Regions from separate parts of the Mus musculus genome. Here region 2 is linked to region 1. A link is a loop called in an ENCODE intact Hi-C map of the cell type or tissue named here. Cell type or tissue: left cerebral cortex. All regions are shown on one strand. Each heading gives the region's core, and the rest is flanking DNA. Links, peaks and the distances in the headings are about the cores only.

The links. Peaks named below come from ENCODE experiments on the same cell type or tissue, not always from the same donor. Only the 100,000 strongest peaks of a DNase experiment are listed, where the experiment ranks them.
Region 2: a loop joins it to region 1, with 3 times the contacts of the local background. A loop is called at or near these places in 2 of 42 quality-filtered maps.

The regions. Positions count from the first base shown.
Region 1 is chr7:124,903,648-124,911,400 of GRCm38, reverse strand. No RefSeq gene overlaps it. Among named protein-coding and RNA genes, the nearest start is that of 3100003L05Rik, 200 kb to the right of the region's middle. In left cerebral cortex, for the core only: a CTCF peak has its summit at 3,247; DNase peaks (open chromatin) are centred at 3,342, 3,927 and 5,598; H3K27ac peaks cover 1,212 bases.
Region 2 is chr7:125,111,562-125,119,314 of GRCm38, reverse strand. No RefSeq gene overlaps it. Among named protein-coding and RNA genes, the nearest start is that of Gm30501, 95 kb to the left of the region's middle. In left cerebral cortex, for the core only: no CTCF peak of the experiment used is centred there; DNase peaks (open chromatin) are centred at 1,937, 3,539 and 3,754.

The DNA.
Region 1 (7,753 bases), core at 919-5,918:
GTGGCAACACTGTCAGGTGCTCAGGTCACTGAATGCTACTAGGAACTAGGAGTCCCCTCTAGGTACCCCTTGTTTTATTGTTATGATGAAAACACCATGACCAAAAACAACTTGGAGAGGAAAAGATTTATTTCAGCCTATACCTTCACCTCACAGTCCATTGGGAAGAAAGTCAAGGCAGGAACCCGGAAGTAGGAACTAAACCAGAGCTCAGGGAAGATCACTGCTTACTGGCTTGCTCCCCATGGCTTGCTCAGTTTGCTTTCTTAGCACCCAGAACCACAAGGCTAGGAGTTTCACCACCCACAATGGGCTGAACCCTCCCACACCAATCACCAGTTAAGAAAGTATCTTGGAGGCATGTCCACAGGCCGATTTGGTGGATCCAATTTCTCAACTAGGGTTCCATTTTCCCAAGTGACTCTAACTTGTGTCTATAAAACCAGTCAACACAACCCTGTTCCAGGGAAAACTAGTACCAGTAGAGACAGGCTAGCTGGGGCCAATAACTCAGCCCTACTTAGTTCATGTTCCTGGACAACCCTCTCTTGGGAGACAGTTCCTTCTCTAGCTTTTGATCCTTCCTCTCCTTGGAGACCTTTCCGTTCTTGCTCTTATCCTGTGAGAGCTCATGACCTCTCCTTTTGGATTAGTCCCCCCCCCCACCCCCAGTGGCGATGACAAATGAGCCCAAGCATGTCACCTTAAGAAAAACAGATTTATTATTTTATGGTTCGGGAGGCCGGAAGCCTAAAATGGCCCTTATGTGGCTCAAGTCAGGCTGCTAACAGAACTGCAAGCCCTCTGAAGATTCTAGTGGATAATCTACCCTCTGGCCTTTGCTAGCTCCCAAGACTATGTCCAACAACTTCAAAGCCAGCCAGTCCACCCTCTGCCTTCTGCCTCATCACCAGACTTTGGCCCTTCAGAACAGCATCTTTTTCACAGGGACCATCCAGGTGGTCCTAAAGCATCTCTCTCTTTTTAATTTTTAAATTCAATTTAAAAAAAACTTTATTTTTAAGAATTTCACAGATATATACGAAAAAATATTATCACACCTACCTCTTATTTCCCCCTCTAATCCCCCTGTATCTCCCCCAGTTTGTCCCCTCCCAACTTTATTTTTTGTTTATTCTTTATAACTCTCTCAATCTAGTTAGTATTGTCTGCATGTACATGGCTGAGAGGCCGCCCACTGAAGCATGGGAAACCTACAGGTGGCCACCCACTGCAAAAGAAATGGTGTCATCTCCCCAGAAACTATAGTATGACCTCAGTAAGGAGCTGGACTTGGGGGTCATCAGCCATCTGCTGGAGTTAGGCAGGCTTGGTTACGTCGTTCTTATGTGGGTGACCGCAGCTGCAGTGAGTCCATGAAGAGTCCTTTCCACTCTGACATTCTTTCCGACTCTTCCTCCAAGTCTTCTTATCTCATCATCTTTACTTAATCACATATATAAGTTCATCTAACACTTCCAGGTCCCAGGGACTAAGAATATGGACATTTAGGGGACTCTGGGTAAAGGCAATGCTGCCAAACCAGATGACCTGAGTTGAATCCCTGAGATTCATATAATGGAAGAGAACACTCCCTGAAGTTGTCCTCTGGCCTCCATGTGTGTTCCATTTTGCACATATGTATTCCATGGTGCACACACACACTAATGTTATGGGATTAGATTTTTCAAAGACTACTTTAATAAGGGTTCTCAATTGTTTTGAGCCCTGTTTCTAGACCACCGTCCAAAGGCAGGGGAGAAAGAAAGAGTAAATAGGACAAGGGGATGTGGACTTGTTTAGAAGTAGTTATTTGGGGTAATTCCAGTCTCCATTTTTAGGATACCAGCAGGCCAGTTCAGCAGTGTCAGGATACCAAACACAAATCAGCAATAGCAACATAATCCAGCAGAAACCTCCAGGCCTCCCCCAAATTGGGGGGAGTCAGTGGGAGCAACCAGGACCAGCTGGACTGCCAGGAGTTCTCTGCCATGCCTCTCTCAATGAAGTAAAGATGAGCAAAGATGCAAGACCAACAAAGAGCTGCACAGTTAGCTATGCAAGTGCCCTACCACTGTTCGTTTATACTCTCTCCAAACATCACATGTTCTCCCATAGGCCTTGCCTCAGCAAAATGTCTCGTGAGACTGCCTCAACAACACCATGTGAGTCTGCATCACATGACACAACCAGGAATGTTCACTTTATAACATAAATGTTTTCTGATTAGATATGGACATCTTTGGGGAATATTATTCTGCTAACCACTTCCCTTAGTGCAGTCTTCAGTCTTCCCTCTTTATCTCCTTTCCTGTTAGAAATGTCTGCTCTTGAAAGTTCAAGCTAAATGGAAATCTTACAGATACTTTCCCAAGCCTCCAGGCTTGGAAAACTCGCTTTTCTTTTCATTGTTATTGGTTATTTTATTTATTTACATTTCAAATGATGCCCCCTTCCCAGTTTCCCCTTCACAAGGCCCCTGTCCCCTCCTCTGTCCTCTACTCACCCACCCACTCCTGCCTTAGCGTCCTAGGATTCCTCCTGGATAGCTCACTTTGTTTTCCACCCTATTGGCTTCCCGTGTGGCTCTTGATGCCACACTGTGTGTCCTTATATCTGAGTGTAAAAGGATGACAGACAGAGGAAAAATTAACTACTAGAGACAGACAGGTGTTAGTAAATGTGCTGCCACACTATCCTGGCAAGTGTGGCTGAAAACCTGGGTAGGAGTCTCTGTCACAGCTGGAGTGTGCATTTGCTCAACTGTCACTGCAGAAGATGACATGCCAGGCATGCACCTGTGTTCTCAGCACTCAAGAGGCCAAAGCAGGAAGAACAGGAGTTTCAGATCAGCCTGCCTCCAAACAACATGTTGTTTTGGCTTTGCATTCATGCTGAAACATGGTGTTTCAGGCGTTGCATGCAAGCACCATAGCCTGACTTGTTCACAGAGGTTAATGTACATGGGCACCAGAAGACTCATTCAGGAATGCTCACAGTGCAGTGTACAATGGGCCAACTAAAAAGGACGACATATCTATCCTAGGAACATATATAAGGATACAGCTCCAGAAATGAACAGAATGTAAATACAATAGTGTCAATAAAGTGAAAGAATTGATGTGAGAAAAAGGTAACACAGAGAACACCCTGTGCTTGCTTCATTCACATAAATCTCAAGAGCAGACAGAACATCTCATCTTCCAGGTCTGTGAGAGTGACACTCTTCCACCAATAGGTGGTTCCTAGTTTGTTCCTGACTCTGTGCAAGCCGTAACTATGCTGGGAAGGATGGTGAGTGAGTGTCTTTTGAAGCTGGGTCACAGGCAGGATGCAGCTTCAGCCTGGGGTTCCTCCTGGGATGCACATCAAGGAATTCTCAACCTTGGTGAGGAGTTTTCCTATCAGCAAGGGCTGGGCCACAGAGAGCACACAGGCATAGAGGTGTTAGAGGGCCCCCAGCTATGGTTTGAATTTCTCTACCCTAATGAATTCAGAGCTGAGCCTTTGAGCTACCCCCACAAAGACATAATAGAAGCAGACAAGGCTTGTATGCCCTCACTGCAGGGACCATAAGCCAAATACAATAAACCAACCAACCGAAAAGTAAAGAGGCAGAACTAACCTGTGGCGTTAGAAGGCAGGAGCATGGTTAGCTTAGAGGATCAGTCAGGAAGCAGAGCTAGCAGTGCCCTGGGCTTCAACGCTAGCTCGAGCTTCACTAGATCCTCACTTGTAAATTTATGGACATTTACTGGTCTGCACACCAGTGTTTCTCTCTCCTTCCCTTCCTCCCTCCTTCTATCTCTTTCTCTCCCTTACACCTATCTCATTTCCTTCTTATATAGATATTTATGTGCATATGTGTCATGCTTCTATAAAAAGAACATATGCAGTAGAGCAGGAGTTAAGTTCTGGACCAGATCCACCTTAGTCCCTGGCACAGACAGAATTGAGCTGTTACTGTGCTCCTCGGAACAATTTGTTCCCAAGGAACATAAACGTAGAAGTCAGACGAGGCTCTGGGACTCTTACACTATGAAAAGACCAGGCATCAGACGTGGTTGTAATCAGAGGCTTGGACAATGTGTCTGTTCTCAGTCCAGGCTGGCTTTCTCAAGGGAGCGTCTACTCCTAAGTCCCCCCAGCCCACATCTAGGACAAAAAAAAAAAAAAAAAAAAGAGAATTTATCCCCCAACTTGTTCCCACGAAAGAGGTAACATCTTTTATCTCATAAGTCAAAGTGGGTCATATACATTTTCCTGGGCCAATTGGTTTTGCCCAGGAAAATATAATATTGTGATTGTCAAGGACATTGTCAAACATCAGTCCTGGGAGCCGTCACTCACACCCCAGCCACATTAACGTAAGTGGAAGAAAGCAGAGTCTTAAGGCCTGAGCCTGATGTTCATTGCCTGCAAACTGGGTTGAGTGCTGAGCGCCACGTGTCTCCCTGAAAGTGAAGCTGCATGTTTTGCTTTTTTTATGAATTATGATCCATATATTTTATTTAGGTGAATAAATGTATATTCTAGGAATACAAAGATATCAAATTAAGTCTTTTAGAGTCACCTGATTTTTAAACTCAATGCTAAAGTGTTTTTTAGTGAAAGGTGGAGTTTCTCAGGTCCGACAGCTGGCCAATGGCCTTGCTCAGGTTATAAACTTCTAAATGTATACCCGATTGCCTCTAGAAAGGAAGAAAAGAGAGGCAAGGAGATGAGAGAGAGGACTTGCCTCATATTGTCTTGTAGATTCTTCTCTCACCTACTGTTTTAAAGATGATGATAAATGAGGCTCAGAGAAATTGAGTGACTTTCTTCAAATCCCATAGCTGTTGCCAGCTGATACATGCAAAGCCATCTCCTGCTAGCTAACCACACACACCTGGGGTTCTGAAGCCCACGTGGTAGATGACCCCATAACCCATACATTTCAGTGTTCGGGGCTGCCCTTAGCATGGTAGGAGTTTACCAGCATCTTGGGTTTCTGCGTGATAGGAAACTGCTCCTCCATAGCCTTCAAGCTAACTGGGGCAATCAAACTGTCTGAACACTGCTGAAAGATCCCCCACAGAGCAAGCATTCTAGCTCAGAACCACTCTTTCTACAACAGCCACTGCCCCCTCTGATTGATGGGGCAGGGGAGAGTCATTTTCATGAGCCCCAGATTCTTTATCTGCAAAATGGGAACCCAAGCCATAGATGTGTGGCTGTGTGACTCCATGGCAGAGCATGTGCCTAGCATGAGTGAGACACTGTGCCTTACTCCAGCTTAGACCGCACAGTGTAGGCCTACATCATATGAACCGGGCAGTTGGCAATTAGCTGGTACCTTAAGTGCTTCCTACCTGGCAGGTGAGGAAATCTCTCTCACTAAGTTGAATGTGATTTTCCAGAGAGGATGTTTTATATTTGGCAAATTAGAGACACACTGAATTGCAAATGAAGACAGGCATTTGGGGCTACTCCTGTTGCCTAATTAGTACAACTCCATTGACAGCCCTGGCTCCTTCAAAGGACTCTCCCTGGGATGTGGGCCTTCTGCAGAGTTGGCTAAGAACTCCACACAGAGTCAGATGTCCGACATCAAACGTTTCTGTGTTCAGAAATGAGCCCAGGTTCTCCAATGCAGAGCTCTCTCGGTAAATGGTCCCCTGCTTATTAAATTCCTGCAGTGGCCACTTTAATTGGGCCCGCCCCTCCTACTTGGCTAGCCAAGGCTGTACAGCTCTCCTCTGGTTTGAGGTCCCAGTTGGAGGTGATTGCCTCCAGTTGCCCAGGTTCCTTAGAGAGGACTGGCTGGATCCTCCCTGGCTCCTCCCACCCCAAGCACATACAGATCCACTGAGTCAGCTCTTTAATCCCAGTTTGATTAGAGTAAAGCCATCCCTGAACAAACCCACATCTGTGTCCCTGCTGTGAGCGGGACAGCTATCTCTGACCCAGGGCCTTAGGAAGAGTAGCCGCAGTCTTGATGGCCCTTAATCTCTGCCCTTGGTCTTCCTGATGTCGGTCGGAGGCCGGATGCAAACACAAGACTGAGAGACTGAAAGGTATCCTCCAAATGGCAAGCATCTTAGGACATTTCTCAAGCAGAGTCTCAGCAGAGGCCACAATGGGTCTGAATGCCAAGGGCTACCTGTAAGTGTGTGTCTTGTCACCTACTTAGTATTTGGCAAACAGGTAGCTGGAAGACTTTTGAGCAAGGTGTATGCGTGTAGATTTCTACGGTCTCAATTGCTTGGTGATTATATTCACACCACTGTTTCCTGTGTGCTGTGTGCACCAGGAAGTGCTCATTGCTTGCTTTTTTGTTGTTTTGTTTTGATTTGTTTGTTTGTTTGTTTTGGTCAACTTGACACAAGCTAGAATCATCTGGGAGTAGAGAATTTCAGCTGAGAAGACACCACTACTACCTTGACCTGAAGGGAAGTTTATGGGGGCATTTTCTTTATTAATGATTAATATGGGTGATTTCAGCTTATGCCACTCCTGGGCAGTGGTCCTGTATGATAAGAAAGCAGGCTGAGCAAGCCATGGAGAACAAACCAGAAGGCAGAGCCCTTTCCTGGCTTCAGCTTCTGTTTCTGACTCTAGGTTCTTATTCTCAGTTCCAGCCTTGACCTCCCTCAGTGGATTGTGATCCAGGATATATAAGCCAAATAATCCCTTTCTTTCCCAAGTTGCTTTTGGCCATGGTGTTTAACACAGCAATACCCTGCTCAAGATAAGACATCTGAGTGAGTGTGTGGGTAGATGGGTGGGTGGGTAGGATTGATTGACACCCCCCCCAGAGAGGGGCCCCAACAGGCTGCTCTACCTGCAATCTAACCCCTCAAACTGGATTCTAACTATTCACACTGGTCTCATATTTTGTCTGACCTGATCTATTTATCCGTCTATACAATTGGATCCCAGTTTCTTTCTGTCTTTTCTCACCAGCCTTCTGGTGTCTGATAGTAAATAAAGTCGTGGGCACCTTGCTGTTTCCCCTTGACTCTTGTCTTTGATTTTTATGGAATCAGATATGGGCTTCCAGAGAGAATGGTGCTCACACAGATGCTAAGTACCCATCCAATTCAATATAGTCCTGTTCTTTCTCTAGTTAATCTGAAGGAACTCAGGCTCTAAACAGGCCCTGTCCATTCAGTCACAGGTCTGCATGATTCTAGTGAGTCAGGATCAGTGTGTCTGAGAGATTCAGAGCACACGCATCCTAGAGATGCCCTTGTCCCATCTCATGTCAAGCATAAGAAAATTCTTTGTACCACATTTGAGGGAAGCTCATTATCTGCAACCAAAAATAGGTTGTAGAAATGCTTGGAGAACCAATGTCCCAGAGAGAAGTGGGATTGCTCCAGTGTAGATCATTGTAGCTCCAGTCCCAATTCAAGGAGCCTGAAGGGCTGTAGAATTCCTCTGTCACAGAGAGAGTCATGTCTATAGAAACTTAGTCCTCGGTGTGCACGGAGAGTATGGTTGATACTCAGCAAGTTGGTTTCCTAGGATTTGGAGGTAATGCTGTGCACGAAGCCCCGAATCCCAGCCTTCTATTGCAGAGCTAGGGAGACAGAGGCATGAGGACTCCAGGTCAGCACAGACACTGGAAGAAGCTGGGAACCCTGCTTGGCCACATTGCTCCAGGAACTTGGAGGAAGGATGTCCTCCCTCTGTGTCTCCTTCTTCCTATATGTAAAATGCATACCGCACAATGCAGACTTAGAAATCCTAGATCATAGTTAGAACGTTG
Region 2 (7,753 bases), core at 1,471-6,470, 210 kb before region 1:
TAGATAGAGAGATAGGTAGGGAGATAGATAAATGATAGATGATAGATAATAGATGATACACACACACATTTAAAAGCATGTCCAAACACATTGTAGGTAAATGTCCATATTTACATACACTGTTACAGAAACACACACCAATGTAACACTAAAGTGGGATTTAAGGATGTACAATATTTGTACTCACAGAATTACCATAGAGGATACACATGGATATACTAAACTTGGACATGTAGTGGGTATTGGTTGCTATATACTATTACATTCATGAGCAGTGCTGTAGTAGCATGTCCTTGCCTGTTCTGTATAGCAGTTCCATGAAAGCAGATGTTGTACACCCTTGAACCTGCTGTAGTGTTACACTGACATACATTTCCATAACAGTGTATGTAAGCACGGCTGCTTTCATACTTGTAGAGGAGAGTGTGGATTCATGGTGGAAATTCTGGCTTGCTGGGGATTTTTAAAAAATTCTTTGTGGATCAGTTGTATTCAGGTAAATGGCAAAGTGACAAAGGTGACTCAAGAGAGATGAACCTCAGCATAGAAGAGGCTCCTCAGAGTTCACCACACTGAGGATAGGGTGTCTGCACAAGTAGTGTTTGAACCTCTATGAAGGGAACTGCTTCAGGTCCTTTTGTGCATGGTCTTCCTATATATACCCAGGGCTTCATTTACATATCATTAACTCCTTGCTAGAGAATAGAAAAACTTATTTATTTATAGTACAGGCCAATGACTCAGAAGAGTGTTGAAGGGGGAGGAAAGGAGGTAGGGAGGGAGTGAGAGAAGAAGGAGGAAGACGAAGAGGAGGAAGAGGAGGAGAAGGAAGAGGAGAAGAGAGATATTGAAGGAGATGTTGATACAGGAAGATAAGAGAGATACATGAAGAGACACATAGAGGGCATAGAGAGATATAGATAAAGAGATACACACACACACACACAGAGACAGAGAGACAGAGAGAGACAGATTGATTGATTCTGGAAGATTTGTTAAAGCCCAGAGTTTGTTTTCAGGATCTCCTGAACAACTTGTGTGGTGCCCATTCCTTGTTTTCAGAACACCCTCCACATCCACCATCATTGCCTCAGAAATTCAGTTCTTGTGCTGGGACATCTACTGCCTGGGTTTGGTTTTCCAAGGGGCAGAGCATGGTGCAGGAGAGGTGTCATAGCGTTCATCTGGGAGGTGATTCTAGAGAGCTTGATGGAGAACTGGCGTTATGAGGTAGAGAAGCAGGGAAGCTAGTGAAGGATGCACCAATAATCAAGAGGGGGTGAGCAGAGACCTGCATATCAAGGGACTCTGGGAGACTGTGGAGAACATCTTAGTGACCTCAACACAAAGGCCAGGGGTGAGAGCAACCACCTGCCCTCTTCCAGTGGCCATTGCTTACAGGTTGCTCCATGGAGACTGATAGGTGCCTAGGATTGTGATGAGTGAGGGGATGAGCAGAGCCTTTTGGAATCCCCTGATATTTGCATTTGTTATTAATCTATCTATCTATCTATCTATCTATCTATCTATCTATCTATCTATCTATCCATCAACCTATCTGTCTTTCTATCATCTACCTGTCATCTGTCTATCCACTCATCTTCCTTCTTTATTTCTTTGTTTCTTTCTTGCTTGCTTTTCTTTCATTCTCTGTCACCTACCTGTCATCTATCTTTCTATCTATGTATCTGTATTTATATTCTAAGACACTCTCCAGTTTCCTATACAGTGAAATTCTTGGTAGCCAGAGGAGATCATGTTTGAAATTACTGTTGTCACACTGTCACCATGGAGCCGTCATGCTGTCCCACCAGAGGATCTCTGTGTTGCAGCCGTTTCAAGCAAGGAGGCTGCACATTTACATTTAGCCGTCAGACAGTCTCGTTTCGTCTGTAAAGTATCTTAAAATATGTGGAAGTAGTGCCAACACTTCAGCTGTGTGGGATTTAACGCACGCTCTGGGTTTCTGGCTTCTCTTGGAACAGTGGAAGACCTTGCAGTGTTGAGACTGGAGCAATATGTGGCAATGGTGGGCTGTGGCTGGCTGGCAGCTGCTCCTTTAGCTGAGACCTGTGCTGGGATCTCCAGAGTCCCCTGGGCCACCTGACTCCGGTTGAATCTGGGTCCTCTATAGGTGCTGGACCTTACATTGTGCCTGGTTTTCCTTTGCACTCTGGAGTTGTGCACATCTCCTTTTCTCCCCTACCCCCTCACTTGTCCACTGGACCTGCACTGCGGGTGTGCTCTTCCACCCAGGTGCTTTTGGGTCTTAAATTCCCTATGGGTTCTCACAGCTTCCTTCTCTCTAGGATAGATAATTTCGTTTATTGCTTTTTTTAGCCATTTGTTCAAGGTTTGCTATGGACAAATAGAAATTGTCATCTTCCCACCTATCAAACTTTGATTGGTACCTGCCACCTGGTTCTCTGCTGCTTCTATCCCTTCTTACTGAAGGTAGTGTGAACCTGGGCCACTGTAGGCAGGGCTGAGCATGACAGGACATCAGGGGTTGTGTGTAGTGACCACCACTGTGTGTGTCCGGGGGGAAGACGCCCTAGGAAAGGACTTATTAGTTATAGTTTGAATCTGAAATGTCTCCCTCTGGCTCCTGGTTGAAACGGGTGTTCTCTAGCAGATGACACTCTGTTGGGAGGCTGTGGGACATTCAGGAGGTCAGATCCGACTGGCATATAAGTAAGTCACTTGTCGTGGTCTTTGTCCATGACATTAAAGGAAGCTTTCCACAGGATGATGGGAACACTCTGACCTCTGAAGGTGTTGTGAGGACTCTAATTCTCATCACCCTCTCTGCTTCCTGGCCTGCTGCAGTGGGAACTGCTGCTGTCACACACTTTACTTGCCAGGCCTCCCCTGCCATCATGAAACCCTCTGGAGATGTGAGCTGAAGGGCTCTTTCCTCCCCTGAGTTGTTTCTGTCATATAGAGTGCTCTACTGTCCATACTCCACCCACCCCAGTTTCCCACTTCTCAGTGGCCAGCACTGCTGCATCCGGGGATGCCTTGTACCTAGATCCACTTAGTTCATTAAACATCCTGCGACTGCCATAGTCTTCCAGATGGTTTGCTACCACAGAGTTCCGAGAGGGAGCAAGCCCTGCAGGAATCTCTTTTCTAGTCTCAGCTCAGCTAATTAGACCAACTTTGAGTCCAATGTTGGAGGAGAAACTGCCAATCTAGTCGGATTTGCCAACTTTGCTTCTCTCCTGCCTTTGTCATAAAGTTTTCCTTTTTTTCTTTACACACACACACACACACACACACACACACACACACACACACACACACACTTTAAGCAGGAGCTGCTGTGAGGAGAAGGAGGGCTGGGTTACCTGCAACTCTTTGTGTCATTTATTCATTGACTGAGATGTCTGACACGGAAAGCAATGAAGGCAGAGAAAATGATTTCCTTAAGCTTGGTTCACTTGGCATCTCTCCTTGGACAATGCAAGCGGTGCATGATCGAGCTCTTTCTAGATGGGAAACGACTGGTGCAAGGACAGAAACAGATGAGTCACTTATTTTTTGGAGTTTATGAGCTGGAGGGAGCTCGTTAGAGTTTCAGCATAATAGCATCTGAGTGTTGATGGAGTCTCAGCCCCATCCTTTACGGAAAAAAAAAGTTCTTAATGCTCCAAAAGAGGAGTGAGATTCCAAGTGCCCTCTTACTCATTAAGCCAGTCAAACATTCCTTGATGCTCAGATGCCATCTCTGGCTACTGGGGACACCAACATAAAGATATATATTCCATCTTCAAGGAACTATTTTTCTGGTGTGGGAGGCAGGACAGATGGTGTGCCAGCAACTCACTCAGTAATAAGGCTTTGTGGCCAGCACGGCAGAATCAGATTCCCATTCTGATGGGACTGGTTGTTTTGTTTTTTGTTTTGTTTGTTTGTATGTTTCTTGTTATTTTTTGTTTTGTCTCCTCTCATTTGAACCACAGACCCGGGCTGTCTAACCTTAATTCCCTCATCCGCAGGAAGGAGTTAATAATATCTCACTTTAAGGACAAACCATGAGCATAGAGGATGATTGGTAAAGGTGACACACGAGAAGATGAGTGGTGGGATCAGAAAGATGGTTCAGAGGTTAAAAACACTAGCTGCTCTTCCAGAGATCCTGAGTTCAATTCCCAGCATCACACAGTGGTTCAGAACCATCTATATAGCAGGATCTGATGTCCTCAGGAAGACAGAGCACCCATATTTATAAATAAATAAGTCTTTGAAAAAACTTGAGACACTATAGCAGCAACCAAAGTAAACTATTTTAATGGAGAGTAGGGTGCTGAGAGCATGAAAGAAGAGGCCCCTCAGATCTCTGGGGGTCTCTGGGGGCATAGATCTGGGAAAAGGGGATGGATGCAGCATTTGAGCAATTGTGGAAGCATGGCAGAAGGAAGGTATAGGTATGGTCTGAGGGACAGAGTATGTGGAGGAGTGAGGAAAGAGGGCAGGGATGTAGATGGGAGGGATACAAGCAAGGCATCAGCAGTAACAATAGTCCAAGGACTAAAAGGGAGGGCTGGGTAGCAGGAGACACAGCTGTGAGCAGGTACATTTTGTAGAGTTATTGGGGCATGTAATTGGAAGTGTCTCGCTGGCCTGAGGATATGAAGTTGAGAGTCCTCTGCTTAAACATGGTAGCAGGGGAAGAGAGGACAGTCTTCCAAGGAAAAAGAGCAGAGAAAAGAGGGTGCTTAGGAGCAATGATGTGGGACCTGGGTAGGAATGATGAGCCTCCTTCTCCACCCTGTTCTTCCTTCTCCCTTCCCTTTGGTGATTGCCCATCTTGGAGTAACTTCTTCTTTGAGACGGCCAAGATAGATTTATCAGTGTCTTGATGTTACCATTCCAAGCTCCAGGTTTAGTCTTCACAGATGTTCATCAGCAGTCATGGGTTAGCTCTGAGATCCCTCAGACCCACACGACTACTCAATGGTGCCAGAGAACAGCCTCAAAGATCAGCCAGATCATGGTTTCTATAAACCCCATGCCCAGTCCTATCAACTGACAGAAAACAAGTGAGAAATGGGGTACTAGACCCACAAAAATGTCCTCCTGGAAAGCTGGCATAATTGAATCTTACAAAGGGGGAAATTTGGGCTGGAGAGATGACTCAGCCTTTAAAGGCTAGGCTCACAACCACAGCGGAGAAACTTGGCGTAACAAAACCTTGACCATTGTTCTCCCATGTCCTCCACCAATGATCAGCTTTGTCTAAGACCCACTTGGAGCAACCAGGTTTGGACACTAGAGACTGGCTTTGCACAGGGAACAGTCATTATAAGTTTTTTTCAATTCTTTCCAAATATTTTAACTGCTGAAGAGCAAACATCCCTGTGACTCATGTTTCACAATTTATGTCGTTGGCTTCACATACTTTTGACAGTTCCATCATGTTTTAGATGTTGTGAAATATTTGTTTTCCTCCTTAAAGCTGGGCTGGTGAAAATCAACTTACTTCATGGTTATTGATACTCTGTGCCAGAGTTTCTCATCTTCAGACACGTTGACGAGATAATTGACAAGTTCCTGGGCAAGTTGAGCCTGTGCCTGGCATCCTGTGTGTGACTTTATGTTTTGCCACATCCAGGTTTCCACTCATCAGCCGTGATTAGCAATGTCCTCACCGGGACAGCCCAAAGCATCTTCACATGAAAACGCCCTATCCTCACCCCACCCCTGGGCCCAGACTGACTAAAAGCTGTTTCTCTACAGTTTGAGAACACAACACGCTAGGCAAGAAATCAAGAAGATGGTAAGAAATGAAAACAGACTCCAGTGCTAGGGCTGTGGCTCAGTGGTAAAGCAGTTGTCTAGCACGCAAGAGGCCCTGGGTTCCATCCCCAGCACCACACAGAGAAACCCACAGCTGCAAAGGAATGAGGGTTAACCTTGATACGATGCAGGCCAATGATCTTCTGCCACAATCCCTTACTTTTCTTTTTGCCTCAACACAGAAAGAAAAACACGAGCACTTCACCCAGTAGCAGGATAATTAGGCACAGGGACTAAATGAGATGCATGCAATAAAACAGAAACCAGTTGGAGTTCTTCAGCCAGAGAATGGAAGAAGATGGCTGCCTATAAATAACACAATTGTTAGCCAAGCCCTCAGAAAACCACTCAACATGTCAGTGTCAGAGGAAGACGTGTCCAAGGCTTTAGATGCTGAAAATAAATACCGAGAGTCGAAAATAAATGGCATTATTAGCAGAAAGGGAGTCCCTAATTAACCAGCAATAGTCCATTACTGTAGCCTTCAATTCATTAAATTGCATAATTACATAAAAACTCAGTTGACGCTTGATTCAGTCAGTGTATCTGGTATTGTCTCCTCAATAATTAGTTCTATAATTGTCAGCTTGACAGGGCAATTAAAAATGTTTGAAGACGTGGTGTCAGCTTCCCTGTGTGAAGCTGCACCAGGCACGACCGTCTCTCGGAGACTCGTCCATCTGGGTACTTGCATGCTTCCAGATCCTGGGATGAAGAGGACCATGGGTAGGGGGTTGGAAGCATCCCACAGAAAGGCATTTCAGCTTCCTAGGGGAAATCATTCTCTCTGTGAAAAGAGGTGGGTGTGCTGTCTCCCAGCACAAAGCCTGTGTTGGAAACTGACTCCTCAGTGCAAGTACCAGGGGATGACATTAGAGAGGTGACTAAGCCATGGGGGCTTCTGCCCTTAGAAGAGGACCAACACCAAGGTGGGGCTTAGGGGTATGAATCCCACCTCTTGTTCATCTGTCCTTCTGATTGCTCTCCATGGATTGTTACAACAGCAAGGCTCTTGCCAGGTGCTGGCACCTCAACCTTGAACATCCTAGTCTCCAAAACAATGACAAAAAAATCATTTTCTTGTCTTTATAAATTGCCCAGTCTTCAGTACTGTGCTATGGCATTACAACATAACCTAGGATCAGGTATCATTGCTTGAGTGGTCGATGTTCTAACTGCTGGGATGTGGGAGGGGTAGGTTATGTGGGAGAGTATGGAGAGTTCCAGGCTTGAGTGTGCAGGCGCTAATGCTCAGAGTGCTAGGTGCTGTGAGTGAGGACTCAGTAAGACTGTCAGGGTAGGGAAAGCACAGCCCTGGGTGCTGTCTAGGATTAGGTTTTCCGGTAATCAGGGATGCCTAGTCGTATGGGACTGATGTTCTCATGAAAAGGAGAAACCAACAAAAGCAATGGGGAAGTAAGGGAAGGGGAAGAAACCTTGCCTCTAGCCAGAATGTGTTCAGGGCTCTTACATGCTAATATGGAATAGTATAATCAATCAAAACAATTGATCAATCTATGAAGTGATGGGAACAATCTTTATGACTATGTTTGAGAGGCAAAACAGAGGCCAGTGTGCTTTGGAGTGGTGCAAGAAGGAAGGTGAGGTCAAAGTCGAGTGTGTGCGTGTGTGTTGCTGTGTGTGTGTTGGTGTGTGGTGTGTGTGCATATGTGTATATATGTTCTTGTGTCGGGGTGTGGGTACATGTGGATGTTCAAGCATTGTGAAAGCCTAAGGCTGGTGTCTTTTCTGATTGATTTCCATTTTTTTGAGGGAGTCTTTCAACTGAACCCCGAGATCAGTAGTAATATAGCTATTACTACTATTGCTGCCTATTGCTGCCTTCCAGGCTTCTGAGCACTGGAATTCCAGGCAGGCTACCATGCCTACCTGCCATTCACATGGGTACTGGAACTCTCAACTCTGGTTCTCACCGTTGGACAACAAACAC